Regions from separate parts of the Homo sapiens genome. Here region 1 is linked to region 2. Evidence: chromatin loops called from intact Hi-C (ENCODE). Cell type or tissue: A673. All regions are shown on one strand. Each heading gives the region's core, and the rest is flanking DNA. Links, peaks and the distances in the headings are about the cores only.

Evidence for each region. Hi-C counts contacts between places; a loop is a spot of excess contacts. Peaks named below come from ENCODE experiments on the same cell type or tissue, not always from the same donor. Only the 100,000 strongest peaks of a DNase experiment are listed, where the experiment ranks them.
Region 1: a loop joins it to region 2, with 2.4 times the contacts of the local background. A loop is called at or near these places in 1 of 110 quality-filtered maps.

What each region holds. Positions count from the first base shown.
Region 1 is chr16:25,452,041-25,467,330 of GRCh38, forward strand. It overlaps the pseudogene CYCSP39. Among named protein-coding and RNA genes, the nearest start is that of LINC02191, 26 kb to the left of the region's middle. In A673, for the core only: no CTCF peak of the experiment used is centred there; a DNase peak (open chromatin) is centred at 5,791; H3K27ac peaks cover 377 bases.
Region 2 is chr16:25,280,468-25,295,757 of GRCh38, forward strand. No RefSeq gene overlaps it. Among named protein-coding and RNA genes, the nearest start is that of ZKSCAN2, 30 kb to the left of the region's middle. In A673, for the core only: no CTCF peak of the experiment used is centred there; DNase peaks (open chromatin) are centred at 8,844 and 9,204; H3K27ac peaks cover 2,500 bases.

The sequences.
Region 1 (15,290 bases), core at 4,685-7,184, 170 kb after region 2:
TAGTTTTACAAGGACATAGAAAATAGAAGACCGCACATCTAACACATTCAAATCGTTGCCAAAGGGAGGAAGACGTAGAGAGGAACTGAAGAGTATATAGAATAAAAGGCAATAAATAAACATATAATGTAAGAACCACACAAACAATGAAGGTCTATCATGAAATGAGGAGCATTAGTAACATTCTACATAAATTCCACTAGCAAAAATAAAAGACCCATTCAGACAGCAGAAAAATTATGAAGAGCCCAACTCCTAGATATAACCTGAAAGATAAAGAATACTTCAACTGTCAAGCAGGACGGGGAAATAAACTATCTGCAAAGTAAGAAATGAAGGCTGACCTCAGATTAAGTGCCAAAAAACAATGAAGGATTAATTTAGTTGTCTATGATAGCTTTCTTGTACAACAGGATGTTTTCAGACTTACACATTTCCTCCCTCAGATACAGAATCAACCCTTTCTCCGAAGATCAAAGATCTTTGGTTCTTTTTCGTGGGAAGAAAGACTACGATCTGGGTACCCGGGATGCCCCGTGCCCTGAGTTAGTTATTATTTCTAGGACTCTTTGGTGGACAGGGCTAGGACATATGTATTTTTTTAGATACAGTACATCATAAGTTTATATCCAATTCAAAATCAGGCTTAAGGGATTTTATTTGACCTCATCAATTTCATGTCTGTATCTCCTTCCCACCAAGCCCCAAATCTCAGTTCTTGATGACACCGATGTAATTACTCATTTGATTTATTATCTTACAATAACAGTATCAACACTATCACCTACAATGCTGTGCTATTACTGGAAACAATTTAAGACTTTCTTTGCCTTTTCTTTTGTTCTTAGGATCTATTCCATTAGAGACGCAGAGTTAAATTACTATGTTTTAGAGCCACTTGGGCTATTTCCTTTGCTGTGAGGTTAGGTTACCTACTGAGTTCACAACTTGGTTCATCTGTTTAAATGTACTTTTGTAGTCTGGGGATTGTATTTTTCTTTATTTAATTTTGTTTTATGATTATGTAAAGTACAAACATAGCTTCAAAGACAGAGCTATAATACCAGGTCCATTCAAAGGAGTCTGTTTTCAACCCCCGAATCTTTCAAAATATTTCCTCTCTTTTTTAATTTAAACATTTTAAGTGTTAAGGTTTATTCTGTTTTTAACATATATGTTAATTTCATACATTTAACAAACAATAATATAATATGCTATAATGTATAACAATAAATGTATAAAACAATATATTACTGTGTGATAACATTAACATATGCTAATTTAATATTATTCAGTATGCAACATGTAATACTATATTAACACATTATATTAATTAACACAGTTTAACATATTATAATGTATATGTCTTTAACACGTTAATTAGATATATTGTGTACATGTGTGCATCTCCTCTTTTCTTTTTTTTCCCCTGTGGTTTTCTTTTTAATTATCTTAAGTCTTATGATCACACATAATCTTAAAATTTGTGTATATCGCCTCTACTTTAATCCTTTTGAGTTGGCAAAAGCACCATTCCCGATCACACACAGCAGTTCTACAGTTTTATGTTTCTGAATGGCTGTTTAAAGACAACCCTAAATTATAACTTAGTTTGACTTAGATTGTAAAGAATTCAAGAGTGAAGTTTAACTTGCTACTATTTTAAATGCATGTGACCTTACAGATCTATAAAATGTGAGAAGTGTTAAATAATCTTTGATATTACACATAAACCACACTAAAATGCCTTTCAATAAATAAAAGGAACTATTTTAAATACAGGGAATTCTAATTAGATTGGCACAGTTAAGCCCAAAAATATAAAGTAGACATTGCTACCTTATTTATCTTCAACAATGCCTTTAAGAGGCAAATGAACACAAAACACAGGTGAATTTTCCTTGGTTCTGAGACAGTGAAGGAATTTCCCCAGTATTTAAATATATTCACATAACCAGTTATATAAATCTAAATATAAAACCAATCTCCAGTAAGTTTTAAGATGGCACTCACCATCTTTGCGAAAAGTTGAACATTACTAACAAAGTCTAGTTCTATCTTTAGTAGGGGTAAACAGTGATAGCATTTACTGAATTGGAATTACTATTACAATTCAAAAACTGAACATATTCATTTAACCACAACCCAGTCTTAGTTTTAAATCAGGACTGCCCAACAAAATATTCTGTCAGTCATTCATGATCTGAATTCTGGTGTATGAGATCTATTAAAGTATGGTACACATAAAAAAGTCACGAGACATTTCTGTGTTGTAATAAATAAGGCAGTGGCCAATTATTACTCATTAGTAGCTTTTTTGAGATAAGCTATCAAGTCTGCTCTTTCTGCCTCCTTCTTAATGCCGGCAAAGATCATTTTTGTTCCAGGGATGTACTTCTTGGGATTCTCCAAATACTCCATCAGTGTATCCTCTCCCCAGGTGATGCCTTTGTTCTTACTGGTGTCTGTGTAAGAGAATCCAATGGCCTGACCTGTCTTCCACCCGAAGAGATTAGGCCCTGTCTTATGCTTGCCTCCCTTTTCCACGGTGTGGCACTGGGCACACTTCTGAACAAAAATCTTCTTGCTTTTCTCAACATCACCCATATTTAGTTCTGTTTTTCGTTGCTGGCGCAACTAAGGTTCCTGCTCTGAAGCTGGACGTCTCCAGTCTCTCGTATCTCCCCTTTTTTTTAGAGAAATGGTGGTATGATATAGACACATTTCTCTACCTGGCTTTTTCATTTCACAGTATATCCTGGAGGAAACTGCCCATATACAATTTTGAGGAGAAAAGATTGTAACTCAAAAGTAAATTTGCTATTTAAATTTGAAAGCAATAGAAAGACAATTTCCAGATATGCAAGGCCTTAGAAGTATCTTACTAAAAGCAAACCAACAAACAAACTCTACAAAGAATTTGTTGTTCATTGTATAGATTAATTTAAAATGAATAAATCTTAGAAAAGAAAACTTGAGGCCTAAATGACTGCCAGAAAATGATGGAATCAATTGAACATAGAGTGAAGACATAGAATTGTCATTTAGCAGGATGCAAATGTGAATAAACTTGAAAGATTCCTATGATAAAGGAGTAACATTATGAAAATACAAACTTGAGTTTAGAAAACCCTAAAGGCTCATCCAATAAGCTCCTAGAATTCATAAATGAATTCAGTAAAGTTTCAGGATACAAAATCAATGTACACAAATCAGTAGCACTGCTATACACCAATAGGGACGAAGCTGAGAATGAAACCAAAAACTCAATCCTCTTTACAATAGCTGCAAAAATAAATAAGTAAATAAGCAAATAAATAAATAAATAAAATACTTAGGAATATGCCTAACCAAGGAGGTGAAAGACCTCTGCAAGGAAAATTACAAAACACTGCTGAAAGAAATCATAGATGACACAAACAAATGGAAACACATCCCACGCTCATGGATGGGGAGAATCAATATTGTGAAAATGATCATACTGCCAAAAGCAGTGTACAAATTCAATGCAATTCTCATCAAGATACCATCATCATTCTTTACAGAACTAGAAAAAACAGTCCTAAAATTAATATGGAACCAAAAAAGAGCCTGCATAGCGAAAGCAAGACTAAGCCAAAAGAACAAATTTGAAGGCATCACATTACCTGATTTCAAACTATACCATAAGGCCATAGTCACCAAAATACCATGGTACTGTTATTAAAATAGGCACATAGACCAGTGGAACCAAATAGAGAACCCAGAAATAAAGCCAAATACTTACAGCCAACTGACTTCCTTTTGTAATGATCAAAGACATTGTTCCTGAGACCTAGAACTATGTGTTTATGCTAGTCTGGCCAATTTCAGTGGGGTAGGCATGGGAAAATGTAGGTGATATTCTGCTGCAACTCTGCTTGGCTGTTCCATTTTCTATTTCTTTTTCCTTAGCTCTCCAGTGTTTCAGTACACACATGAACAACACAACATTTTAAATCAACATTAAACCTTCGGAGGCTAATAAAATCCAGGCTTCTAGCTTCTCTAAAAAAAAAAAAAGTCACAGGCCGGGCATAGTGGCTCACGTCTGTAATCCTAGCACTTTGGGATGCCGAGGAGGGTGGATCATCTGAGGTCAGGAGTTCCAGACCAGCCTGTCCAACAGGGTGAAACCCCATCTCTACCAAAAATACAAAAATTAGCCAGGCATGATGGTGGGCACCGGTAATCCCAGCTACTCAAGAGGCTGAGGCAGGAGAATTCCTTGAACCTGGGAGGAGGAGGTTGCAATGAGCTGAGATCATGCCGATGCACTTCAGCCTGAATGACAAGAGTGAAACTCCGTCGCAAAAAAAAAAAAAAAAAAAAAAAAAAAATCAGAATGTGGGCTGGGCACAGTAGCTCATGCCCATAATCCCAGCACTCTGGGAAGCCTTGGTGGGTGGATCACCTGAGGTCAGGCATTCAAAACCAGCCTTGCTAACATGGTGAAACCTGGTCTTTACTAAAAATACAAAAATTAGCCAGGCGTGGTGGTGGGCGGGCTCCTGTAATCCCAGCTACTCAGGAGGCTGAGGCAGAAGGATGGCTTGAACCCAGGAGGTGAGGATGCAGTGAGCTGAGATCATGCCACTGCACTCCAGCCTGGGTGACAGAGTGAGACTTTATATTAAAAAAAAATCAGAATGTATTATTGGGCTGGTTCGTGGCTGGCAATAATCATCAAGAAACGAGTAGGGACTCTTTCCCTCTATGTGGGCATATGTTTTTAAATGTAGGTTTTGATTATTATTATTCACATATGGTAAGGCCAACAGATTGGGGATGATTGCTATTGAAAATGCAGTTTGTGGCTGGGTGGGGTTTGTGCCTGAAGTCACAGCTACTTGGAGGCTGAGGCTGGAGGATCGCTTGAGCCCAGAGGTACTAGGGTTGGGCAGGAGGTAGAAAGAGTGAGGGAAAATTTAGGCAAGAATCTTTATTGAGGTTTCCTTGGTCAAACGTGAGGCAGGGCAGGGTGAGCAGGTTTAGAATTGGCTAGTGGGAATACTTTCAATGGGCTTTGGGGTGTAGGGGTTGTCCCTAGTTGTCTAGTGCTTGACTCTGGGGTGATCAGGGCAGGGAATAGTGGCCCAGAGTGAAAGGATCTGGTGTTCGGGGGTACAACGGAGATGTCTGGGGGTATCCACTCTGGATTGGTTAATTTGCATATAAAAGGAGCTCACAGGTGAGTCATTTACTATCTCTAGGAATTGACAGTACCTGGGAGAGACAGTCTTTCCAGGGTCAGCAAGACCTGAGCTGTCAAAGCATCAGAAACACAGAAAATAAAAAGGTATGATTAATAAAGCATGTGGGCCAGGCACAGTGGCTCACGCCTGTAATCCCAGCATTTTGGGAGGCCAAGGCAGGCGGATCACGAGGTCGGGAGATCAAGATCATCTTGGCTAATACGGTGAAACCCTGTCTCTACTAAAAATACAAAAAAAATTAGCCGGGCGTGGTGGCATGCACCTGTAATCCCAGCTACTAGGGAGGCTGAGGCAGGAGAATCACTTGAACCTGGAAGGTGGAGGTTGCAGTGAGCCGAGATCACACGACTGCACTCCAGCCTGGGTGACAGAGCAAGACTCTGTCTCAAAATGAAAGAAAAAGAAAGGAAGGAAGGAAGGAAGGAAGGAAGGAAGGAAGGAAGGAAGGAAGGAAGGAAGCAGGCAGGCAGGCAGGCAAGCAAGCAACAAGCATATGGCCTATAGTTTACTCTACTCCTCACTCAGCCAAATTCCTTCATTTATGTGACAAGCATTTGAATTTGGGACTTCTGGCTTGGCATCAATTTCCCACTGGTATGGTGATGAGGAATATTTTTTGACCTAGAAAACAACTATCTGTTTTCAGGTACACACTGTGAATAGCAGAGAATGTAAAAGCATGGGGAGTTAGTTGTCCTATGTAAGAAGTTAACACTGCAGAGCGGGAAGCAGCCACACTAGCTGCCAGTGCTCCCTGCTCATGGCTGATGGATTTGGGCTGACAGAGGAGAATGTTGTCTCTATAACCTCTGACTAGCAAATGATCCAGCCAACAAGGCAGAATTTTCCGGCTGGCTGATCGATAGGGTTCAAATCCCTTTGGACAATAATTGTCCTTGGTCAATGCTGTCTAAAGCATTGCTCGGACCTTTTGTTTTTACATTTCTAGATTGAGACCAGCACTCAGGTTCATCTCCCCCAATACTGGAGCCTTTGGAGACTGGACAAGGAGTCAGCATTTGGAGACTTTGTTCACCGGCACAATAGGCCAAAGTGTCATCCCATCTCATAAAGCCTCCCTGCCCTTGAGACAGAAATTTTTGTAGTGATTGCCTTAGATTCCGAATAACATAAAAGAAACAGTCTTTTGCTCCTTGATTCTTATCCAGTGTAATATAGTGGGAATAGTCACGTTGTTCAGTTATCCACACAGGGTCCTGCGTCAGAAGGACCCAGGTTCAAATCCCAATTTTTGCCACTCTCATTGTGCGATGTTGTGGGATTTACCTAGTGCTTTTTAGTCTGTTCTTTATCTATAAAAACTGAGGTAGTAATATTTGTACAGGTTGTTGTGAGGGCTAAATAAGTCAACTCAAGTAAAGTGCATAGAATCATGCCTGGAACAAAGGAAATGCTCATATAGATTGGCCATGAATTTACTATTCATCAAACACACAATGCCAGTCATGGTGCTGGTGTTACAAAGATGATAAAACATAGTCTCTGTTCTAAGAAAAAAGCAACCCAGTGCAATCAATACTATAATGAGGAAAGGTACAGAGTTTTCACGAGGAAGGAATGACAGACTGTTCTTGGGGAAGGAGTGGAGTATATCTGGGGAGGCATTAAAGAGCTGGGCTAGGTGCGGGGTAGGGCAAAGGAGGTGCTGAGGGGCACAAAATTAGCACTTCGGACACCTCACTTGCCTCATCTTAGTCCTTGCCCTATTAAAAAGAAGGAGCTATTGGAAATAGATCTTGAAGATAAGAAGGGAATGTCCAGATGCATATCCCAACAAAGGGGAAGGCATCTATAAAAATAAAAGGCAAACAATAGAATAAGGCATATTAAGGTTGTTCATGATGAATGAAACATACTGTGGCCACAAGAAAGAGTGAGAAATGAGGCTACTAAGGTAGGTAGGGGTCAGATCATGAAGAACATTTATAGGCATGCAAAAGAACTTGACATTTATGCTTGGCCATGGAGACAGCCATACACTTGATAAGAAACATTCCAGGACCCGGGCACGGTGGCTCACACCTGTAATCCCAGCACTTTGGGAGGCCAAGGTGGGCAGATCACTTGAGGTCAGGAGTTCCAGACCAGCCTGGCCAACATGGTGAAACCCTATCTTTACTAAAATACAAATATTAGCTGGGTGTGATGGGGGGCACCTGTAGTCCTAGCTACTTAGGAGGCTGAGGCAGGAGAATAGCTTGAACCCAGGAGATGGAGGTTGCAGTGAGCTGAGATTGTGCCACTGCACTCCAGCCTGGGTGACAGAGCACGACTCCATCTCAATAAAATAAAACGAAATAAAATAAAATAAAATAAAATGAAACATTTCAGGAGTTGTATGTTTATTGCAGCACTATTCATAATAGCAAAGACATGGAATCAACCTAAGTGTCCATCAGTGGTTGATTGGATAAAGAAAATGTGTTATATACCACATTATACACCATTGAATACTACAGAGCTATAGAAAAGAATAAAATTATGCCCTTTGCAGAAACATGGTTGGAGCTAGAGGCCATTATCCTAAGTGAAATAACTCAGAGACAGAAAATCAAATACCACTTGTTCTCACTTACAAGGGGAAGTTAAACAATGAGTACACATGGACACAAAGATGGAAATAATAGACACTAGGAACTCCAAGAGGGAGGAGGGAGGAGAGACAGGGTTGAAAAACTACTCATGGGGTACCATGTTAACTATTTGGTTGATTGGTTTTCTGAAAGCCCAAACCTAACCATTTTGCAATATACTCATGTAACAGACCTGCACATGGACCCCTGAATCTAAAATTTAAAAAAGGAAATGAAACATGCTGGACCTCAACAAACACAAATATAAAATTTTCAGAGACAATTAGTCGGGTGTGGTGGCTCACACCTGTAATGCCAGCACTTTGGAAGGCCAAGGTGGGAGGATCACGAGGTCAAGAGATAGAGACCATCCTGGCCAGCATGGTGAAACCCTGTCTCTACTAAACATACAAAAATTAGATGGGTGTGGTGGTGCTCGCCTATAGTCTCAGCTACTCGGGAGGCTGAGGCAGGAGAATTGCTTGAACCTGGGAGGTGGAGGTTGTGGTGAGCTGAGACAGCACCACAGCACTCCAGCCTGGGCAACAGAGCTAGACTCTGTCTCCAAAAAAAAAAAATTTTTTTTTCAGAGAGGCATACAAGTAGTCTTGAACAAATGGAGAAACACAGAGCTGACTTTGAATTCCTCAGATCATCTAGACGTAGTATAAACTCTGTGAACTATATGGCCATCAAACTATTCTTTTGTTTTGTTTTGTTTTGTTTTGACACAGATTCTTGCTCTGTTGCCCAGGCTGAAGTGCAGTGGTGTAATCTGGGCTCACTGCAACTTCTGCCTCTGCCTCCCGAATAGCTGGGATTACAGAAGTTTGCCACCACGCCCTGCTAATTTTTGTATTTTTAGTAGAGATGGGATTTCACCATGTTGGCCATGCTGGTCTCGAATTACTGACCTCAAGTGATGCACCTGCCTCAGCCTCCCAAAGTGCTGGGATTACAGGTGGGAGCCACTGCGCCTGGCCCAAACTATTCTTTTTCTGTTTTTCTGAGACAGGGTCTCACTCTGTCACCCAGGCTGGAGTGCAGTGGTGTGATCATAGCTCACTGCAACCTCAACCTCCCTGGGCTCAGGTGATCCTCCCACCTTAGCTTTCTGAGTAGCTGGGACCACAGGTAAGAGCCACCGTGCCCGGCTAATAATTGTATTTTTTGTAGAGATGGGGCTTCGCCATATTGCCCAGGCTGGTCTCAAACTCCAGGGCTCAAGCGACCTGTCCGCCTTGACCTCCTAAAATGTTGAGATTACGGGCATGAGCCACCACAGCTGGCCCAAATTATTCTTAATGTCAGACTCAATATCATCCAAGGACTCTCAACTCGGCCTAACCTGGTCAAATCCTGGATAGTGTCAAGCAGTAAAAAGTTATATCTCCATTTCATCAGTGTGATTTCTGAACTTGCCTACAGTAGCAATGAATACAATGAAATTCTAGAGTAGTGAAGGGGCAATGACAAAAATAGGGACCCTCTTGCCTTGGTCCTTCCTCCATGAGTCTGGAGATACATATGTCCAAGACTTTTTATGAGATCATATATTGTGATGGGAGTCTACTACTGAGGGGTCTTGGACATGTCATCAGGGAGATAAAGAAATAGAATATTTCTTGCTTCATATATTGTAGAGAAATTCTTACCTGCCACCTGCGAAAAAATCAAGAATCTTAAAACAAAACAAAAGAAAACAAAACAAAACAAATAGGCCTTATAATTTACAATCACTGCTTCTGGTGAAAGCAACTGCATCAGTCAATTATTTGCAGCAATATTTTGTATAACAAACTATCCCTAAAGCAGAAGCTTAAAATATCCAGCATTTATTTCATGCTTATGGGTCTATGGCGTGGCTGCAATTTGTTCAAGTTAGGGCTCCATGCTTTGAGCAGCAGGATGGAGTTTGGGTTCAGGCTTTCTCCAAGTGTCCTCATCCTCTTTGGAGTAGCCAGTTCCTCGGGCGTCTCTTCTTGTGGTAGGTCATGTTGCAGGAAGAGGATACATGGAAATACATGGTGCCTCTTCAGGCCTTGGCTTGGAACTAGCACACATAATTTGTGGGGTAAAATAAACAAATGGCCAAGCCTGAAGTCTATTCTGCCTCAGAAGGATATGTTGGACAATAATCCAATTTATCACAGTGACATAACAGGATGATTGGGTTTGTTCACGATTCAAATAATAAAACCTCGTTAGTCACATCTTCTTTGGGAAGTCATTTCTAAGAATGGTATCAATCTACCTTCTAGGCTTATTTTTGAAACTCCAGCAGGTGTAGAAGTGCTCTTTAAAAGCCAAAGCACCTGAAATTTACTCTTCATAATTGTTACAATAGCGATGATAAAAACAAATTTGTCTGTGAACCTCAACCTGAGCATCCTACTTGGACATTAATTTTCTGCAGGATGGCTCCAGGGATAGTCTAATGCTGCCGCTGTTGATACGCAGAGTGCAGATCTCACAGCTGATGCTGACTCGAGTTGTAGGATGGCAGAAAGAAGATGACGGGATTGGGGCACATGCTCTAAAAATGTACACTGAATCTCTTTCAGCATTTAACATTTATCTATTTCTGGTTTTTAACCTGCCCTCCATTGCAATTGAGAAACTCTGTAACTCTCTATTTTTTTCCTAGAAAGCCCACTTGTTAGTCCAAAATGAGCATTGCAGGCCAAATATCTTCCAATGAGCTCAAACCCTGCAGACAGCTCTCAACGTTATGACTGACAGGTGTACTCTACTGTTTTGCCTGTGTCATCTGCACAGTGGGTAGGGACCAATTACCTACAAATATACAGGAGTGAGTCTGGGGTTGGAAATCAGGACGCCTGGCTTCTAGGGCTGGCTTTGTCACTTTTCCTTCTGGTTCCTCATCTGTAAAAATGGAGATAATAATAACTGCCCTACTTTCTCACATGGTGGCTGTGAAGACAAAAATGAGAAAAGCATGTTGCAAAATAAGAAACACTATTCAAATGCAAGACAGTTTTAGATTCTTCGATTCCTCTCTAAATTAATGATAGCTCGTCACATTTGTACAATGCTTCTCAATTTTCAAATCACTTCTACTTGTGTTATCTCATTTGGTCTGCCCTACCATGCTCAGTTTTTCAGGGTAGGACACGGAGGATTGAAGAGGTCATATGGCTTGCCTAGGGTCATCCAGTAAGTAGCAGAGTTGGGAGAATAGCCTGTTTTCCCAATGCTAATTCTGCACTTTTTACATTGGAATCCTCTGTTTCAGCTTCTCTGTCAAAGCCAGCCCTGGAAGCTCATCTGGAAAGTGTTTGTGAGGCGGAATGTGCACACAGGGTTATTGAGAGTAACTGTGGAGTCTGTCCAGTACTGGGAAATACTGATGGGCTTTGTGGTCAAGCTTCTGGGTCACCTGCGGGGCTCTCCCCAATCTCGTTCCGCTGGTGTCTCCTTAGGATGGTAAAAAGCTGGGCACCAGGTCAGATATCCAAGAGGGATTTCTTGAATTCTTTACAGTGATGGGACAAAATCTCCTGGGACATAGAGCTATACACTTACTTAAAATGAAAAGCAACTCGGAGATCTTTCTAGCTCAAACTGCACGTGCTACAGATAGAAAATAAAGGGTTGCAGAAGAATAGAAACTTTCTCATGAGTAAAGAATGGGTTTTGGGGCCTGGCGTGGTGGCTCACGCCTGTAATCCCAGCACTTTGGGAGGCCGAGGCTGGCAGATCATGAGGTCAGGAGATCAAGACCATCCAGGCTGACACTGTGAAACCCCGTCTCTACTAAAAATACAAAAAATTAGCTGGACGTGGTGGTGGGCGCCTGTAGTCCCAGTTACTCGCGCCACTGCACTCCAGCCTGGGCTACAGAGCAAGACTCCATCAAAAAAAAAAGAATGAGTTTTCACAGATCTGGGGATTTATTCTCAGCTCTTCCACTTACTGGTTGAGGAGCCAGGATGATTGGGAGGATACCATGAGATAAATGTATTTAAAGTATTATTTAAAGTATTGAGAATATAGTGGGCACTGCAGCTATAGTAAAGTCTGAGTTAGTGAATGTGCTTGGCTGCAGACAACTGAACTAATTCACCTGAGGTTCTTTGAGCAGAAAAGGGATCTTTTAAATAGGATATCAGATAGCTCCTTCATGGAGCCTTCAAGGGTGCTGAGTCAAACTTCGAAACAGCCAGGAACAAAGTCTCTACCTGGTGAGACTGCTCCAGTGAAAAACCTAATGCTGTCACTGCTCAGTGCAGATGCTAACAGCCTCTCCCATCTCCAATGCATCCCTAAATATTCTCATCAGAAAATGACTTCCATGTGGTATCTGCTCCCCAGGTTGCTGTCATTCAAACTGAAATCTCAGGAGAGCCTGTATGATTGGCAGAGCCTAGGTCACATGTCTGTGCCATAGTTGCAACGGAGGCTGGGAAAGTTAGTTCTGGGCTTCTGGATTGGGAAGGAAATGTTTATAATGCGGAAAATTCCCTGAACTTAGGAAGGATTTTCAAAAGATGGTAGAGTGTTTAAGACATAATCACTGAAGTTTCCTGTGTTTGTTTCTTTTATTCCTTGACCCTTTATGTGCACAGAGATTGTAGCAGACTCAGGCTCCAGAATTCCAAACCATTTCCTTTTATTACACTGTTTCCTCCATCCTGGCTTCTGAACTGGCCCAGGTCCTCTCATTTAAGGCACGTAGCACTTTGTATCTTTCCTGGGTACAACCCCACATTCATTGCTAGCCCAACATTACATTGCAAGCGTTTTTCCATGCCATTAATTTTTATTTTACAAGATGATTTTTATTAGCTAATAGTATTCCATAGTGTGAGGCATCAAAATTTATTTAACCAATTGCAAATTGTACATTAAAAAGTAGGAATTTTTGCCAATTTTTTTGATATTACAAATGATTTACCAGTAAATATTCTTACACAATAATCTCTGTGCATACTTCTGATTATTTCTTTAGTTTAGTTTTCTAGAAATAGAAGTCAAATGGTCTTTAGATGTTCTTGATAGATATTGCCAAGTTGGGATCTAGAAATGTGATATAAGCTTTTATATTCTCAATTGCTGTGGCAACCCACATTTGATCATATCCTTGCAAACACTAGATGTTATCATTCTTTAATTTTTATGATTTTATAGATGAAAAATGTTTCTCATTAGTATTTTGGTGATTTTTTGACCAGTAGTGATATTACATATTTATTTTTATGTAGTCAAATTTGTTAATTTTTTCCTTGTTTTCTTAAAAATATAATTATGCTTAGAAAGATCTCTTTCCCAAGGTCTGATGACTTTTCTTATGTATACATATTTACATTTTCGTATATGTTTACAAAACATGTAACTCTTTCATCTATCAGGAATTTAAAAAAACATTCATATGGGACTATCAAGTATTTTTCCTACTGGTTTTCTCAGGACCATTTCTGTGATATAGCAATCTTTATACGTCTCTCGTTCATTCTCCATGGCAGTTATTCCAGACTATTTCTAATCTATTTAATTCTTCCTCATCACTTTGAAGCTGACGTTCTTGCCTCCCAATTTGCAGAGAAAATAGGAGCCATCAAGCAAGAAATTTCCTGACTTCCTGCCATAAAAGGATACAAAAGATTCTATATCCTTTTTCAAACTTTTTTCCTTTCCCTCTTTTGTCACATGGTTAATTTCTTGATCTGTACTTTAAATCTCATTTCCTACCACCTCCTTCCACCAGGAACATCCCACTCTTTCCTTGAACTTCTTTATTGGTTTTTTCTCAAGTTCATTTCAGTGTACTCAAGTCATTCCCATTTCACACAGTCTCTGAAGCCATCTGATCCAAGCTAGTAATTTCAGCCAAGACATCTGTTGCAAGCCAAATTGTGTCCTCTGTTTCCAACCAATTCATAATGTTGAAGTCTTAACCCCAGTACCTCAGAATGTGAGTTGATGCAGAGATAAGGTCATTGAAGAGGTAATGAAGTTAAGATGAGGTATTCAGGGTGGGCCCCAATCCAATACGATTTATGTCCCTATAAAAAGAGGAAATTTGGACACAGACACACACAGGGGGGAAGACCACATGAATACAAAGGGAGAAGAAGGCCATCTACAAGCCACAGAGAGTGGCCTCAGAAGAAACCAACCCTGCCAACACTTTGATCTCTGGCTTCTAGTCTCCAAAACAGTGAGCAAATAAATTTCTGATCCTTAAGCCACTCTGTCTGTAGTACATTGCCATGGCATCCTTAGCAACTAGTCACGCCTAATCTCCCCTTTTCCAAAATAGTATGCCATAATATATTTGGATGTGCTATTGAAATGTTCATTTTTTAAAAATGAAAAACCCTATTCATATTGGAAACCAGAAAATGAGGACATGCATAGGTTAAAAAACTTTGAAGAATTTCAGTAAGTTAAATTGCAATGGGACAAACCTAGTGAAGTATCATGAAGCCTATGATATAAAGCCTTTGGGGGTGGGGCATAGCAGCAAGGAAAGAGTTGATCCTGAATTCCAATCGCATTGTTGGCCTCTGTAGCAGAAGCAAAGCTTAGAGGAAGATTTGAGTGTTGGGAGTTTAAAGGATGCAAAAGATTCAAAGCTCTTCTCTGCTCACCCTACTCCCTTTCTCTCCAGTTCTATTTCCATTCCTTCTCAGGGAAGTTAGTTAGATTTCAGAAAATGGATTTGGATGTGCTTTATAGCACATGGAGTCTTGGGAAATGAAAATTCTTTCCTTAGGCTATAGTGGATTGGACATTCTGTGCAGAGGTAGCATCAGATATGCAGGGAGAGAAAGAGAGCCCCTTACGGCCCCAGCCTTCTAAGCCATATGGTTCGGCTCGTTTTACCCAACTTCTGCATTGAGATTTAGGAGCAAAGCCAGATCAAACAATGGATTGCCATTTTCCTTGAATTTTCTGTTCATTTTTCTGTGCATACATATTCCTTTAGGTCGTAATGGGGAAAAGTGATGGTTTATGGGCAGAATTAGGTGGTCTGGCCATGATAGCATCTTAAAAAAACAAACCTCTTTATTGTAAACTTTTCCCCAAATACATACAAAAAATTTATAAAAGTCCCACGTACCTATTACATAGTTTCCACAATGAATAACTAATAGCCAATCTTGTTTCATCTATATTCAAATGAATTTTAGAGATTGCTTTTTTTTTAAAAAAAAAAATACACAGTTTCAAAGTCAAATATACAGATCATCATATATTTGGAGAGGTCTGTTTTCTACTCCTGTCTCCTCCATTCTCTTCTCACTGTTTAAACAATGAGTTTTGGTTTATACTTACACACACACACACTCGCACACACGCACGTGTGCACGCACACACGCGCGAACACACACACACACACAGATGCAGTTTCTTGTTTTTGCTTTGCTTAACAATATATCCTAGAGATGATTACATAGCAGTATGTATAGATATTTCATATTTTTTCCAGAGCTTC
Region 2 (15,290 bases), core at 7,934-10,433:
GATAGACTAGTAAAACTGCATCAAAGCTACATTTATGCTCTGAACATTTTTTTCCATGAATTTTAATCTTCTTGTGGGACTGTAACCTCTCTGAGAATCTGATGAAAGACATGGACCCATTCCCCAGAAAAATACTCATAAACACAAATTTTTACTTAAAATGTTAGGGGATTTACAGTTTCTCTGAAACCCACTCATGGAACCTAGATTAGGAGATTCTAAGAGAAGAAAAGAGGAAGGGAGGGAGGGGGAGACAGTAGTGAGGAGGGAGTTGGAAAAAAATGGGGAGAGTTTTGAAACAAACGTGTTGAGAAGTTTGAACCACAGATCCTCTGCCCCCTCTTCACTCTGTGCTAGTTCAAGAACCTATACTTTTCCTACAAATCACTTCTCTTAGTCAATGATATCATAGTCCATGTATCGTTCTGCAAACCTGCCTTTTCCCATCAAGTCTGCCTATTTCATATCTATTCATATATGGTATATTTTGATGTAGTCTATTCACTTTAACTGCTAGAGAGTATGTGGTAGGAATTTACCTCATTTTATGTATCCATTTTCTAATATTGGACATTTAAATAGTTTCCTGTTTCCCGTTACCTTTGGAAATATCCTTGTATATTTCTCCTTGCGCACAAGTGAGAGAAGTTTCTCTGTGGACTTTTCTTAGAGTGGAATTGCTGGGTTGTAGGGAGTGAGGGTTTTTTTTTTTTGAGACGGAGTCTTGCTCTGTGGCCCAGGCTGGAGTGCAGTGGTGTGATCTCGGCTCACTGCAACCTCCACCTCTTGCGTTCAAACGATTCAGGAGTGAGCAGTTCTTGAACATTTTAAGATACAATTACCTTGCTCTCTGGGGTCATTGCACAAATCTACAGTAGTGTCTTGGGGTTGTGTTACCCACGTCCTTTTCAAGGCTTGTTATTTTCTGACTTTTATACATTTAAAAAATGAATCTGATGGGCTTAAAATGATGTGTGTATATTTTTAAATGTGTGTTATATTTGCATTTATTCACTTTTTTTTTTTGGCGTTTGTGTGCCTCTTCTGCAAATTTCCTATGTCCTTTGCCTATTTCCCTTCCCCTACTAGCATATTGAAGGTGAAGTCTTTCTAGGTCTTGGTTTTGGTTTTTAAAATTTGGCCATAGCCCTACCTCCTCAAAACTTGGTAAAAAAAAAAAAAGTGGCATGCATGGGAGACGAAGTCAGAACTTGAATTTAGGGTATTCCAGTTTCAGTCCTGGCTCTGATGCTAACTGGCTGTGTGAATTTGGGCAAGTTATTTAACCTCTGTAAACCTCAGCTTCCTCACCTGGAGAATGGTGATAACCATCTCTACTTCTCAAAGTCAATGACAGGCTTAAATACACTGGTGCCTATGAGTGGTCAGTAAATAACAGTTGAGTTGAAGAGCCCAGATAAAGTTCTCACCATGTCCAGATGCCTTCACATATAGCTCTGAACGGATCTATAGCACAGCCTCCATGAAGGAATTCAGCTATCACAGTGGGGCACAGCCCTCCCATAGGACGGTTCTGCTGTCTGCCAGGTGGCCCTAGAACTGACACACAGTTCTGGAGACCCGTAGACTGTTCTAGGGAAGCCCCCTCCCCACTTTCTCTGCTACTTCCAGAGAGGTCTCATGGGACATCATTAACCTCACATCGGAACAGTAGTGGCTCTGGAATGCCAAACCAGCATCTATACCCTCCCTTAATGCCCACTAAGGAAACCAAACCATTTGGAATTAGTAATAATAACAAAAGAAACAACAATAGCTCATCATTCTTGAATGCTACCTGAATAGATATAAAGCACTTAGAACATTGCCTAACACATAGGAAGCACTATGTAAGTGTTAGCTATCATCATTATTATTATTACATGGTGATGATGATGATGTACTAGGCACTGAGTTAAGCATAATGGACATTAATTTGTTTAAGCCTCATAACTGTAAAGATTTTTGGTTAATTCTCATAAGTATAAGTGCTGGGGATGGACACCCCTCCCAGCGCTTTTCTAAGTTCTTTCTCTAAGCACAGAGATGTTGGACTAGGGGGGAATGATTTTTTTTCCTTAAGATGATAGTAATACTTCATGTAGTATTTGTTCATCAATTAACAGCTTACAAAGTGCTTCCATAGGCATGCATTCTTTCAGTCCTCACAAAATCCTAGTGCAGGAGTATCTTATCTCCCTTTTGAAACAGCCCCCTCTCAGCTTCCAGGAGCCACATATCCTGGTTTCCTTCCTCTATCATGGTCCACTTCTTTCCAATCTTCTTTTGCTTGATCCTCCTTTTCCCCCCGATCTCCACATGTAAGCGTTTCTTAGAGGATCTGATGCATGAGTTCCATGCGCAGAGATTCTAGCTTATTAAGAGTTGATTTGCTGTTAAGGCTTAGGCAGCAGCACTTTTTTGGTGGGTGCAAATTATTATTATTATTATTTTTCACAGAGCAGTGTGAACATTTATTTGTACAAATTTATGGGCCAACACTCTCACCACTCCGATTCAACATAGTGTCAGAGGTATTTGAACCAGAGTAACTCCATCTTAAATAGGAGCTGTGTAGAATGAGGCTGAGTCCAACTGGGCTGCATTCCCAGACAGTTAACGCATTTAAGTCACAGGATGAGGTAGGAGGTTGGCACAAAGTACAGATCATAAAGACCTTGCTGATAACACAATTTGCAGCAAAGAAGTCAGCTAAAATCCACCGAAACCAAGATGCCCACGAGGGTGACCTCTGGTTGTCCTCACTGCTACACTCCCAACAGCGCCATGACATTTTACAAACTCTATGGCAATGTGAGAAAGTTACCCTATATGGTCTAAAAAGGGGAGGCATGAATAATCCACCCCTCGTTTAGCATATCATCAAGAAATAACCATAAAAATGGACAACCAGCAGCCTCCAGGGCTGCTCTGTCTATGGAGTAGCCATTCTTTTATTCTTTCACTTTCCTATTAAACTTGCTTTCACTTTATGCACTTGCCCTGAGTTCCTTCTTGCGCAAGATCCAAAAACCTTCTCTTGGGATATGGATTGGGACCACTTTCCAATAACAATAGTACTGGAAATCCTAACCAGAGCAATCAGGCAAGAGAAAAAAAAAAGTCATCCAAACAGGGAAAGAATATGTCAAATTATGTCTCTTCCCTGATGATATAATTCTATATCTAGAAAATCCTAAAGTCTCTACCAAAAGGCTCCTAGAATGGATAAATGACCTCAGTAAAGTTTCAGGATACAAAAATCAATGTGCAAACATCAGTAGCATTTCTACACATCAATAATGATCAAGCTGAGATCCAAATCAAGAATGCAACCCCATTTACAGTAGCCACACCAAAAACAAAATATCTATCTGGGAATACCTCTAACCAAGGAGGAGAAAGATCTCTAGAAGGTGAACTACAAAATACTGCTGAAAGAAACCATAAATGACACACAAATGGAAAAATATTCCATGCTTATGGACTAGAAGAATCAATATTGTTAAAATGGCCATACTGCCCAAAACAGTCTATGGATTCAATGTTATTTCTATCAAACTATCAAAGCCATTCTTCACAGAACTAGAAGAAACTATTCTACAGCTCATATGGAACCAAAAAAAAAAAAAAAAAAGCCCCAATAGCCAAAGCAATCCTCAGCAAAACAGAACAAAGCTGGAGGCATCATAGTACCTGACCTAAAACTATACTCTAAGGCTACGGTAACAAAAACAGCATGGAAGTGGTATGAAAATAGAAACATGGACCAATGGAACAGAATATAGAACCCAGAAATAAAGCCACACGTTTACAACCAACTGATCGTTGACAAAAATAAGCAATCGAGAAAGGACCCTTTATTCAATAAATGGTGTTGGGATAACTGGCTAGCCATATGCAGAAGAATAAAACTGGACCTCTATCACCACATACAAAAATTAACTCAAGATGGGTTAAAGACTTACATGTAAGACCTAAAACTAAAAATTCTAGAAGAAAATCTAGGAAACACCATTTTCGATGTTGGTCTTGGGAAATAATTTATGACTAAGTCCTCAAAAAATTTGCAACAAAAACAAAAATTGACAAATGGGACCTAATTAAATGAAAGAGCTTCTGCACAGGAAAAGAAACTATCAACAGAGTAAACAGACAACCTGGAGAACAGCAGAAAATATTAACAAACTATGCATCCAAAAGAAGTGTAATATGAAACTTAAACAATTCAACCAGCAAAAAAACAAATGACCCTATTAAAAAGTGGGCAAAAGACATGAACAGACACTTCTCAAAAGAGGTGGGTAGATCACCTGAAGTCAGGAGTTTGAGACCAGCCTGGCCAACGTTGTGAAACCCCGTCTCCACTAAAAATACAAAAAATTAGCCAGGTATGGTGGCAGGCGCCTGTAATCCTAGCTACTCAGGAGGCTGAGGCAGGAGAATCGCTTGAATCTGGGAGTCGGAGGTTGCAGTGAGCCAAGATCACACCATTGCACTCCAGCCTGGGCAACAAGAGTGAAACTCTATCTAAAACAAAACAAAACAGACATACAAGCAGCCAACAGACGTAAAAAAATGCTCAACATTGCCAATCATCAGAGAAATACAAATCAAGACCACAGTGAGACCAATTAATAGCTCACACCCGTCAGAATGGCTTTTGTTAAAAGTGAAAAGATAATAGATGTTGGTGAGGCTGTGGAGAAAAGGGAATGCTTGTACACTTTTGGTGGAAATGTAAGTTAGTTTAGCCACCATGGAAAGCAGTTTGGAGATTTCTCAAAGAACTTAAAACAGAACTACCATTCGACCCAGCAATCTCATTACTGGGTATATACCCAAAGGAAAATAAATTGTTCTATCAAAAAGACACATGCACGCATGGGTTCATCACAGCACTATTCACAACAGCAAAGTCATGGAATCAGTGTAGGTGCCCATCAGTGGTGGACTGAATGAAGAAGATGTATACACCATGGAATACTGTGCAGCCATACAAACAAACAAAATCACATCCTTTGCAGCAACATGGGTACAGCTGGAGGCCATTATCCTAAGCAAATTAATGCAAGAACAGAAGACCAAAGACTACATATTCTCACTTACAAGTGGGAGATAAATATGCTCATAGATGTAAAGATGGCTACTACAAATAAAGTTGCTACGAACAATCACAGATCAGTTTTTGTGTGGGCATAGGTTTTCATTTCTTTGGGGTAAATGCCCAGGGGTGGGTACAATTGCTGGGTCATATAGTAAGTGTATTTTTTTTTTTTTTTTAAAGAAAGTGGCAATCTATTTTTCCATGGTGGCTATACCATTTTTACACTCCAGAAATATACAAAAAATCTAGTTTCTCCACATCCTTGCTGGCATTTGATACTGTCACTGTTTTTTATTTCAAATGTTCTAATAGATGAGTATTGATAGCTCATTGTGGTCTTGATTTGCATTTTCCTAATGGCAAATTATGTTGAACATTTTTCCTGTGCTTGTTTGCCATTTGTATATCCTCTTTGGTGAAATGCGCCTTTTGCCCATTTTCTTTTTTTTTTTTTCTTTTGAGAAGGAGTCTCGGTCTATCACCAGGCTGGAGTGCAGCAGTGCAATCTCGGCTCACTGCACCCTCCACCTCCCGGGCTCAAGCGATTCTCCTGCCTCAGCCTCCTGAGTACCTGGGACTATAGGCACGCACCACCACGCCCGGCTAATTTTTGTGTTTTTAGTAGATACGGGGTTTCACCATGTTGGCCAGGATGGTCTCAATCTCTTGACCTTGTGATCTGCCTGTCTCAGCCTCCCAAAGTGCTGGGATTACAGGCGTGAGCCACTGCACCCGGCTGCCCATTTTCTAATTGAATTATTATTATTTGTTTAATGTTCAGTTTTGAGAGTTCTTTATTCCAAAGTGGCCTTTTGTTAGATATGTGATTTGCAAATAATTTCTTCCAGTTTATAGCTTATCTTTTTATCCTTTTAATGAAGTCTTTTACAGAGTAAAAGTTTTTCATTTTGAAGTCCAATTTATCAATTTATTCTTTTATGAATTACACTTCTGGTGTCATGTTTAAGAGTTCTTCATGTGCTCCAAAGATTTCCCCTTTTGTTATCTTCTAAAATATTTATAGTTTTACATTTTATGTTGAAGTCTATGATCCATTTTCAGTTAGTTTTTATATAAGGTGTGAGATGTAGGTCAGAGTACTTAAAAATTTTTTTTTGCTTCAGCACCATTTGGAGAAAATATTACACTTCTTATATTGAGTTGCTTTTGCATCTTGTAAAACATCAGTTGGTTGATGCAAAAGCAGAGGGGTGTTAAAAAATCAGTTGGTTGCACTCATGTGGCACTATTTCTAGGTTTTTTATTCATTTCCATTGATCTCTGTGTCTCTCCCTCTGCCATTATCACATAGTCTTTATTACTGTAGCTACCTCTATTAATATTTATTTATTTATTTATTCATATATATATTTTGAGACAGGGTTTTATTTATGTCACTCAGGCTGGAGTGCAATGGTGCAATCTCGGCTCACTGCAACCTCTGCCTCCCAGGCTCAAGTGATCCTCTTGCCTCAGCCTCCCAAGTAGCTGGGACTACAGGTGCACGCCACTGCACATGGCTAATTTTTCTTCTTTTATTTTTAGATACAAGATTTTAGAGACGGGATTTCACCATGTTGCCAAGCCTGTCTTGAACTCCTGGCCTCAAGCAATCCAGCCTCCTCAGCCTCCAAAGTGCTGGGGTTACAGGTGTGAGTCCCTATGCCTGGCCTTACTGTAGTTACATCTAATAAGTCCTGATATGAGGTAGAGTGATTCCTCTACGTTTATCAATGTCTTTTGAAAATTGTTTTGGTTATTCTAGCGCCTGGCCTTTCCATATAAATTTCAGAATAATTTTGTCTGTATCTGTAGAAAATTTTGCTGAAATTTTGACAGGAATTCTGTTACATTTGCATCTCAATTTGGGGGGAATCGGCATCTTTACTGAGTCTTCTACTCATGAACATGTTATGTTTCTCTGTATATTTAGATCTTTGATTTAATAGTTTTTGGCCTGTAATTCATATACATATTTAGTTAGATTTACACATAATTGTTTCATCTTTTGAGCAATTATAAAAGGCATTATATTTTTAATTTCAGTTTTCATGTGTTCATTGTTAATACATAAATACACAAATAATTTTGTATCTTTCTCTTGTATCCTGTAAACCTGCTGAACTTATTTATTTATTTATTTTTGAGATGGAGTTTTGCTCTTCTTGCACAGGCTGGAGTGCAATGGTGCAGTCTCGGCTCACTGCAACCTCCACCTCCCGGGTTCAAGTGATTCTCCTGTCTCAGCCTCCCAAGTAGCTGGGATTACAGGTGCCCACCACCACACCTGGCTAATTTTTGTATTTTTAGTAGAGACAGGGTTTCCCCATGTTGGCTAGGTTGGTCTCGAACTCCTGACCTCAGGTGGTCCGCCCACCTCGGCCTCCCAAAGTGCTGGGATTACAGGTGTGAGCCACTGTGCCCAGCCAGTTCCAGTTGTTTTTCTATAGATTCCTTGGAATTTTCTGTGTAGACTGCTATGCCATTGGCAAATATGGACCATTTTTTTCCTTCCCTTCTTATTAGTGTGCTTTTTATTCTCTCTCTCTTTTTTTTAACCTTATTTCACTGGCTAGAACTTCCAGCACTATGTTGAATAGCAGTGGTGAGGGTGGATGGCCTCCTTTTCTTCCCAATTAGCTCATTCTTGTAAACACAGTTGTGTATGATGCAATGGAGAGACTAAGCATGGGTGTCAAAATCAATCTAACCCATGGTCAAACCAGATCTCACAACATACTATCTATGTGATCTTAGAAAAGTGGCTTTCTCTCTGTATGTTTCCTCACCTTCAAGGATTAGATAATACTATCTATGCCCGGGCTGGGCGTGGTGGCTCATGCCTGTAATCCCAGCACTTTGGAAGGCCAAGGCAGGTGGATCACCTGAGTTCAGGAATTCGAGACCAGCCTGACCAACATGGTGAAATCCCGTCTCCACTAAAAATACAAAAAATTAGCCAGGCGTGGTGGCGGGCGCCTGTCATCCCAGCTACTCAGGAGGCTGAGGCAAGAGAATCTCTTGAATCTGGGAGTTGGAGGTTGAAGTGAGCCGAGGTTGCGCCATTGCACTCCAGCCTGGGCGACACAGCAAAACTCTGTCTCAAACAACAACAACAACAACAACAACAAACCAACAATAATATCTATGCCTTGGCTTTGCTAGACAACACAACAGCGTGTAGAGGTTAGGAACACAGACTTTGGAGCCAGGTTACCCAGGCTCAGGTCCCAGCACCGCGACTCTCAATCTCATGACCTTGGGCAAGTTACTTGTTCCCTCTGTGCTTCAGTTTCCTCATTGGTTCAGTGGGCAAAATAAGACTAACATAAAGTTATTGCAAAGATGGAATGAGATAATAAATGTTAAGCTTTTAGAACAGTACTTGGCACATAGTAAGCACTAGGGAAGTGTTTTTGTTGTTGTGGTTGTGAGATTTAAATGAATGTGTAGAAAATACCTAGCATGGTGCAAATGCTCAGTAAAATTTTTTTCTGACACTAAATTCTATGCTAACTAAAAAAAAAAAAAAAAAAAAAAAAATTAAGCGGCACCAAAAACCTTGTAATAAAAGCAACAATGTCTTGTTTCCCCTCCTTTCCTGCTCTCTGGAGGTAAAAATTTTTTTTTTTTTTCTGAGACGGAGTCTCGCTCTGTTGCCCACCTGGAGTGCAGTGGCGCCATCTCGGGTCACTGCAACCTCCGCCTTCCAGGTTCAAGCGATTCTCCTGCCTCTGCCTCCTGACTAGCTGGGATGACCAGCGGAGGTAAAAATTTTAAACTCTTTGATCAGTTAAAAGAATAAATCACAAGCTTCTTTACCTCTTTCTCCCTTTCTCTCTCTTCTTTCTTTCTTTCCTTCCTTCCTTCCTTCCTTCTTTCCTTCCTTCCTTCCTTCCTTCCTTCTTTCTTTCTTATGTTTCCTTCCTTCCTTCCTTCCTTCCTTCCTTCCTTCCTTCCTTCCTTCCTTCCCTCCTTCCTTCCTTCCCTCCTTCCTTCCTTCTTTCCCTCCCTCCCTTCCTTTCTTTTCTTTTTGGAGACAGGGTCTCCAACCATTACCCAGGCTGGAGCACAGTAGCACAAACAGGCTCACTGCAGCTTTGCGCTCTCAGGATCAAGCGATCCTCCCACTGCAGTCTCCCAAGTAGCTGGGACCACAGGCGCATGCCAGCAGGCCTAGCTAATTTTTTAAAAAAATTTTTTATAGAGTTAGGGTCTTGCCATGTTGCCCAGGCTGGTCTTTAACTCTTTGGCTCAAGTGATCCACTCACCTTGGCCTCCCAAAGTGCTCAGATTACAGCAATGAGCCACCGTGCCTGGCCATGTATTTCTAGATGCATCAGTTTCAGATATTATCTATTTACATTCTGAAACAATGGTGGTGGATTTAGCTCTCTTATACTGCCTGTCTCCCATCCTTCTCATACAATGATACGGTTATTTATAATTATGTCACTGGTAAATATTGTTCACCGAAGAGCCAACAGATGTATTATGATTATATTTTTTTCTTGAAAGCTTTCCTTCTCTCACACTCCCCAGGATTTCTAATTGCCTTAATGTCTTCTTCCTTTTAATTTTGTACTATTTTCTTTTCTTCTTTTTTTTGAGATAGAGGCTTGCTCTGTTGCCCAGACTGAAGTGCAGTGGTATGATCTTGGCTCACTGCAGCCTCTGCCTCCTGGGTTCAAGTGATTCTCGTGTCTCAGCCTCCCAAGAAGCTGGGATTACAGGCATCTGCCACCATGGCCGACTAATTTTATTTTTTATTTTTGTATTTTTAGTAGAGATGGGGTTTCACCATGTGGGCCAGGCTGGTCTCGAACTCCTGGCCTTAGGCTATCCACCTGCCTCAACCTCCCAAAGTGTTGGAATTACTGGAGTGAGCCACTGCACCTGGCCTGCTTTTCTTTTTCTTTTTTTTTTTTTTTGAGACAGGGTCTTGCTGTGTCGCCCAGGCTCAGCTCACTGCAGGCTCACCTCCCAGGTTCAAGCAATTCTCCCACCTCAGCCTCCCAAGTAGCTAGGATTACAGGGGCACACCACCATGCCCAGCTAATTTTTACATTTTTAGTAGAGACAGGGTTTCACCATGTTGGCCAGGCTGGTCTCAAACTTCTGACCTCAGGTGATTCACCCACCTCGGCCTCCTAAAGTGCTGGGATTATAGGTGCAAGCCACCACGCTCGGCTGTGCTTTTCTTATGTACACAATTTTTCCCCATCCTTTATCACATCAGTTATTCTAATCAGATCCACTTTTTCCCCTTGGGGACTTCAAGTCTTATATTCGTTACATGGCTGTCAGGACAGTAACAAAACATTATTCTTTTTCTCTTGCTCTCCTGCCTCGAACCACCCCCCAGTGGCAATCATGACCTGCCCATGTTTCTCTGTCTTCACTTTTTTCCTGTCCGTGCTTTTGATGAGCTCACTCCTTTTTCCCAGCCACGTTCTCTCTCGTCCATCCATTTGGCCTTCTCACCAGTTCACTCATAGAGATATTGTTATCAATTTTTGGCTCATTATAAATTAGCATTTTCAAGTGTTCTCATTTACATAGGGCACCCCAAAGATAACTTGGTCCACAGCTAAAAGGGCAATTGTTCTAATGCATCTATGATTGAGGCAAAGCCCTTGCAGGAAATAGCAAGCTAAGGACAGCTGATTATAATGAAGGGCTTAAGCAAGGCATAAATGCTTCAGGGATGACAAGAAGACAGACTGAAAGGACTTGATCTATTTCAGCAAAAAAATATCCATCAAAAGAGAAACCTTTCCCAAAGCAGTGCCCAGTCAAGGTGTGGGACTTAGAAAAGCCAGATCTATATTTTAGGAGACAGCAGCCCGCTTGGTTGACAGGTCATATGTCAAGAAACAAGTTTAATAAAGAATTCATTGAAAAACACTATTTCAACACTAGGTGATAAAGTTGGCCCCAGAAGAGTAGGTCTTGGGAAGGTTTTGGAACATATTATAGGTTGATATCAGATGTTCAACTTAGAAGGCTACATCTTTAAGACTCATGGAGCAATGTGCAAGCATCATGACCTTGGACCTGTTCCAAAGTCCCGTATATTATCTAAATGAATTCATTGAGACCACCTGTGTACCTACTTGGTGTGCTTTCTCTGCTCATCAATTTGAGCTGTTGCGTTTGAGTTTGAATTACCTCTACATACTGACTGTCACACTTTCCCCATCTAGTTTTAGTGTCACTGTTAAAACGATTGAATGATGGACCCTGCAGCAGGCAGCAGGTGTTGCTTCAGGCAGTGGGTTTGGACCCTTCCTTCCTTCCTCTCTTTCTCTCCTTCCCTCCTTCCCTCCCTCCCTCCCTCCCTTCCTTCCTTCCTTCCTTCCTTCCTTCCTTCCTTCCTTCCTTCCTTCCTTCCTTCCTTCCTTCCTTTCTTTTCTTCTTTCTTTCTGTTTCTTTATTTTTTGACAGAGACTTACTCTGTCACCAGGCTGGAGTGCAGTGGTACAATCTCGGCTCACTCCAATCTCCGCCTCCGGGGTTCGAATGATTCCCCTGCCTCAGCCTCCCGAGTAGCTGGGACCCCAGGCATGCACCACCATGCCCAGCTAATTTTTTGTATTTCAGTAGAGACGGGGTTTCACCATGTTGGCCAGGATGGTCTCGATCTCCTGACCTTGTGATCTGCCCACCTCAGCCTCTCAAAGTGCTGGGATTACAGGCATGAGCCACTGCGCCCAGCCAAGAAAGTAGGCTTTCTATTTGCCCTCTCTGGGTATCTAGTATTGGCTAGGACTTTGTCTCTCTCATCTCAGACCCTTCCTGGGACCTGTGCAGCTTGAGTGGGAACTGCTGCTGCAGCACCTGTTTTTCTTTGTTTTTTTTTTTTTTTTTTTTTTTGAGACGGAATCTCACTCACAGCTCAGGCTGGAGTGTGGTGGCACGATCCCAGCTCACTGCAACCTCTGCCTACTGGGTTCAAGTAATTCTTCTCCTGCCTCAGCATCCCAAGTAGCTGGTATTACAGGTGCGCAGCACCATGCCCAGCTAATTTTGTATTTTTAGTAGACATGGGGTTTCACCATGTTAGCCAGGCTGGTCTCAAACTCCCGACCTCAGGTGATCCGCCCGCCTCAGCCTCCCAAAGTGCTGGGATTACAGGTGTGAGCCACTGCACCTGGCCCAGCTCCTGTTTTATTGGTGCTGCTGCCAATGGTGGTCCCTTGGCTGCTGTGGCCCAAGACAATTCTTCTTCTGATGTGGCCCAGGGAAGCCAAAAGATTGGACACCCCTGCTCTAGACACTTGTTGCTCTGTTCCTCTGCCCTACCCCATGGCCACTGTCCTCATTAGGGCCTTCATAACATCTCATCTGGATCACAGCGTTAATCTCTGAAGTGGTCTTGCTGCACTTCCTGGTCTCCCTCAGTCTCGAATCCATGTTTCACCCAGTGAGATGGTTCTAAAGCACGAATCTGATCAGAAAGTGCTCTGTTGAGTGCCTCTGGGGCTCCTCACAGGATTTAGGCTTTGGTTCAGTCTTCTTAACCCACAGGACCCTTGTAATCAGTCTTGTGACAACTTCTCTTCTGCTTTAGCTGTTTGGTGTGCCACCACATTCATTCATTTACTAAACATTGATCAAAGGCCTGACACTGTTCTTTCCTGGCACTGGGAATAGAGTAGTGAACAGAAACAAAAGCCCCCACCGCATGGAACTTCATTCTCATTGGGGAGACAGAACATAGCAGAAGGCAGTAAATACAGCGGAGAGAAACAAAGCAAGAAGGGAGTCAGGAGGTGGGGGGGCTCTCTCTTGAAAGGGAGGATTCTTAAAGGAGAGTGTTCAGGGAAAACCTCACTGAGGAGGTTATGTTTGAATCCCGACTTGAAGGAATTGAGGGAGCAAGCCACGTGGGATCTAGAGGAGGGAACAGTATGTGCAAGGGCCCTGAGGTTATTTCAAGGATTGGTAAAAAAGTGAGTGTGGCTGAAGCAGAGATGGAAAACCACTGGATTTTTCTGAACCTAAGAGTGATGTGCTCTGACTTACATTTTAGAAATGAACTACTGGGTCAGGCATGGTGGCTCACACCTGTAATCCCAGCATTTTGGGAGGCCAAGGCAGGCAGATCACCTGAGGTCAGGAGTTTGAGACCAGCCTGGCCAACATGGTGAAACCTCATCTCTACTAAAAATACAAAAATTAGCTGGGCGTGGTGGCATGCACCTGTAATCCCAGCTACTCCAAAGGCTGAGGCAGGAGAATTGCTTGAACCTGGGAGGTGGAGGTTGCAGTGAGCTGAGATTGCACCACTACACTCCAGCCTGGAAACAGAACAAGACTATATCTCAAAAAAAAAAAAAAAAAAAAAGTGTTGGCCGGGCGCGGTGGCTCATGATCGTAATCCCAGCACTTTGGGAGGCCGAGGTGGGTGGATCACGAGGTCAAGAGATCGAGACCATCCTGGCTAAAGTGGTGAAACCCCGTCTCTACTAAAAATACAAAAAATTAGCTGGGCGTGGTGGTGGGCGCCTGTAGTCCCAGCTACTCCGGAGGCTGAGGCAGGGGAATGGCGTGAACCCAGGAGGCAGAGCTTGCAGTGAGCCGAGACCGTGCCACTGCACTCCAGCCTGGGCACAGAGCGAGACTCTGTCTCAAAAAAAGAAAACAAAAAAGTGTTTATGAAGTGAAGGAAAAAATGAATAAAATTATAGATCTGATTGAAAGTGAAGGATGCCATTCATGCCAGGGAAGGCAGGTAAGCAGATGCTTCCCTTAATACCTAACAGTTTTTGAGTGTTCCCTACGTGCTAGGCATTTTCCTAAGTGCTTCTCGTATACATAGCTATCTCTTACAGGAAGGAACTGACTTATTTTACAGAGGAGGAGACTGATCCTACAGGCGTGAAGGAGCTTGTCTAAGATCCCACAGCCATTTTTTATGGCTGCATAGTAAAAATGATGAGTTCATGTCCTTTGTAGGGACATGGATGAAATTGGAAACCATCATTCTCAGTAAACTATCGCAAGAACAAAAAACCAAACACCGCATATTCTCACTCATAGGTGGGAATTGAACAATGAGATCACATGGACACAGGAAGGGGAATATCACACTCTGGGGACTGTGGTGGGGTCGGGGGAGGGGGGAGGGATAGCATTGGGAGATATACCTAATGCTAGATGACACGTTAGTGGGTGCAGCGCACCAGCATGGCACATGTATACATATGTAACTAACCTGCACAATGTGCACATGTACCCTAAAACTTAGAGTATAATAAAAAAAAAAAATTTAAAAAAAAAAAAAAAAAAAAAGATCCCACAGCCAGCAAGAGATGGAGGCAGGACTTGAACAAGGCACTTAAAGTCCAGCTGTACTTTATACTTGGATGAGACAAAGCAATTCATTTCCCCGTGGGCTTGCTTTCTGAGAAATTGCTGAGCCAGAGCAAAAGTACAAAAACTGGCTGGGTGTGTTGGCTCATGGCTGTAATCCCAGCACTTCGGGAGGCTGAGGTAGGAGGATCGCTTGAGTCTAGGAGTTTGAGACCAGCTTGGGCAACATAGTGAGACCCGGTCTCTACAAAAAATAAAAAAATAGCTGAGTGTGGTGGTGTGTGCCTGTAGTTCCAGCTACTCTGGAGGCTGAAGTGGGAGGAGCACTTGAATCTGGGAGGTCCAGGCTGTAGTGAGACATGATTGCCCCACTGCACTCCAGCCTGGGTGACAGAGTGAGACCCTGTCTCAAAAACAAAAAACAAAAACTATCTCTGGGCTGGGTGTGGTGGCTCATGCCTGTAATCCCAGCACATTGGGAGACCAAGGCAGGTGGATCACCTGAGGTCAGGAGTTCCAGACCAGCCTGACTAACATGGCGAAACCCCGTCTCTACTAAAAATACAAAAATTAGCTGGGTATGGTGGTGTACGCCTGTAGTCCCAGCTACTCAGGAGGCTGAGATGGGAGAATCGCTTGAATCTGGGAGGCGGAAGTTGCAGTGAGCTGAGATCACAGCAATGCACTCCAGCCTGGCGACAGAGCGAGAATGCATCTCAAAAAAAAAAAGACTAAATAAAGTAAATCATAATCAACTGACCACTAATAGAAGCACTAAAATTTTTTTTAAATGAGCAAAATTTTAAGAAATATAAACATCTAAATATGGTTTAGCACATTTCTTTGTAAAGTACAACTGTTCGTA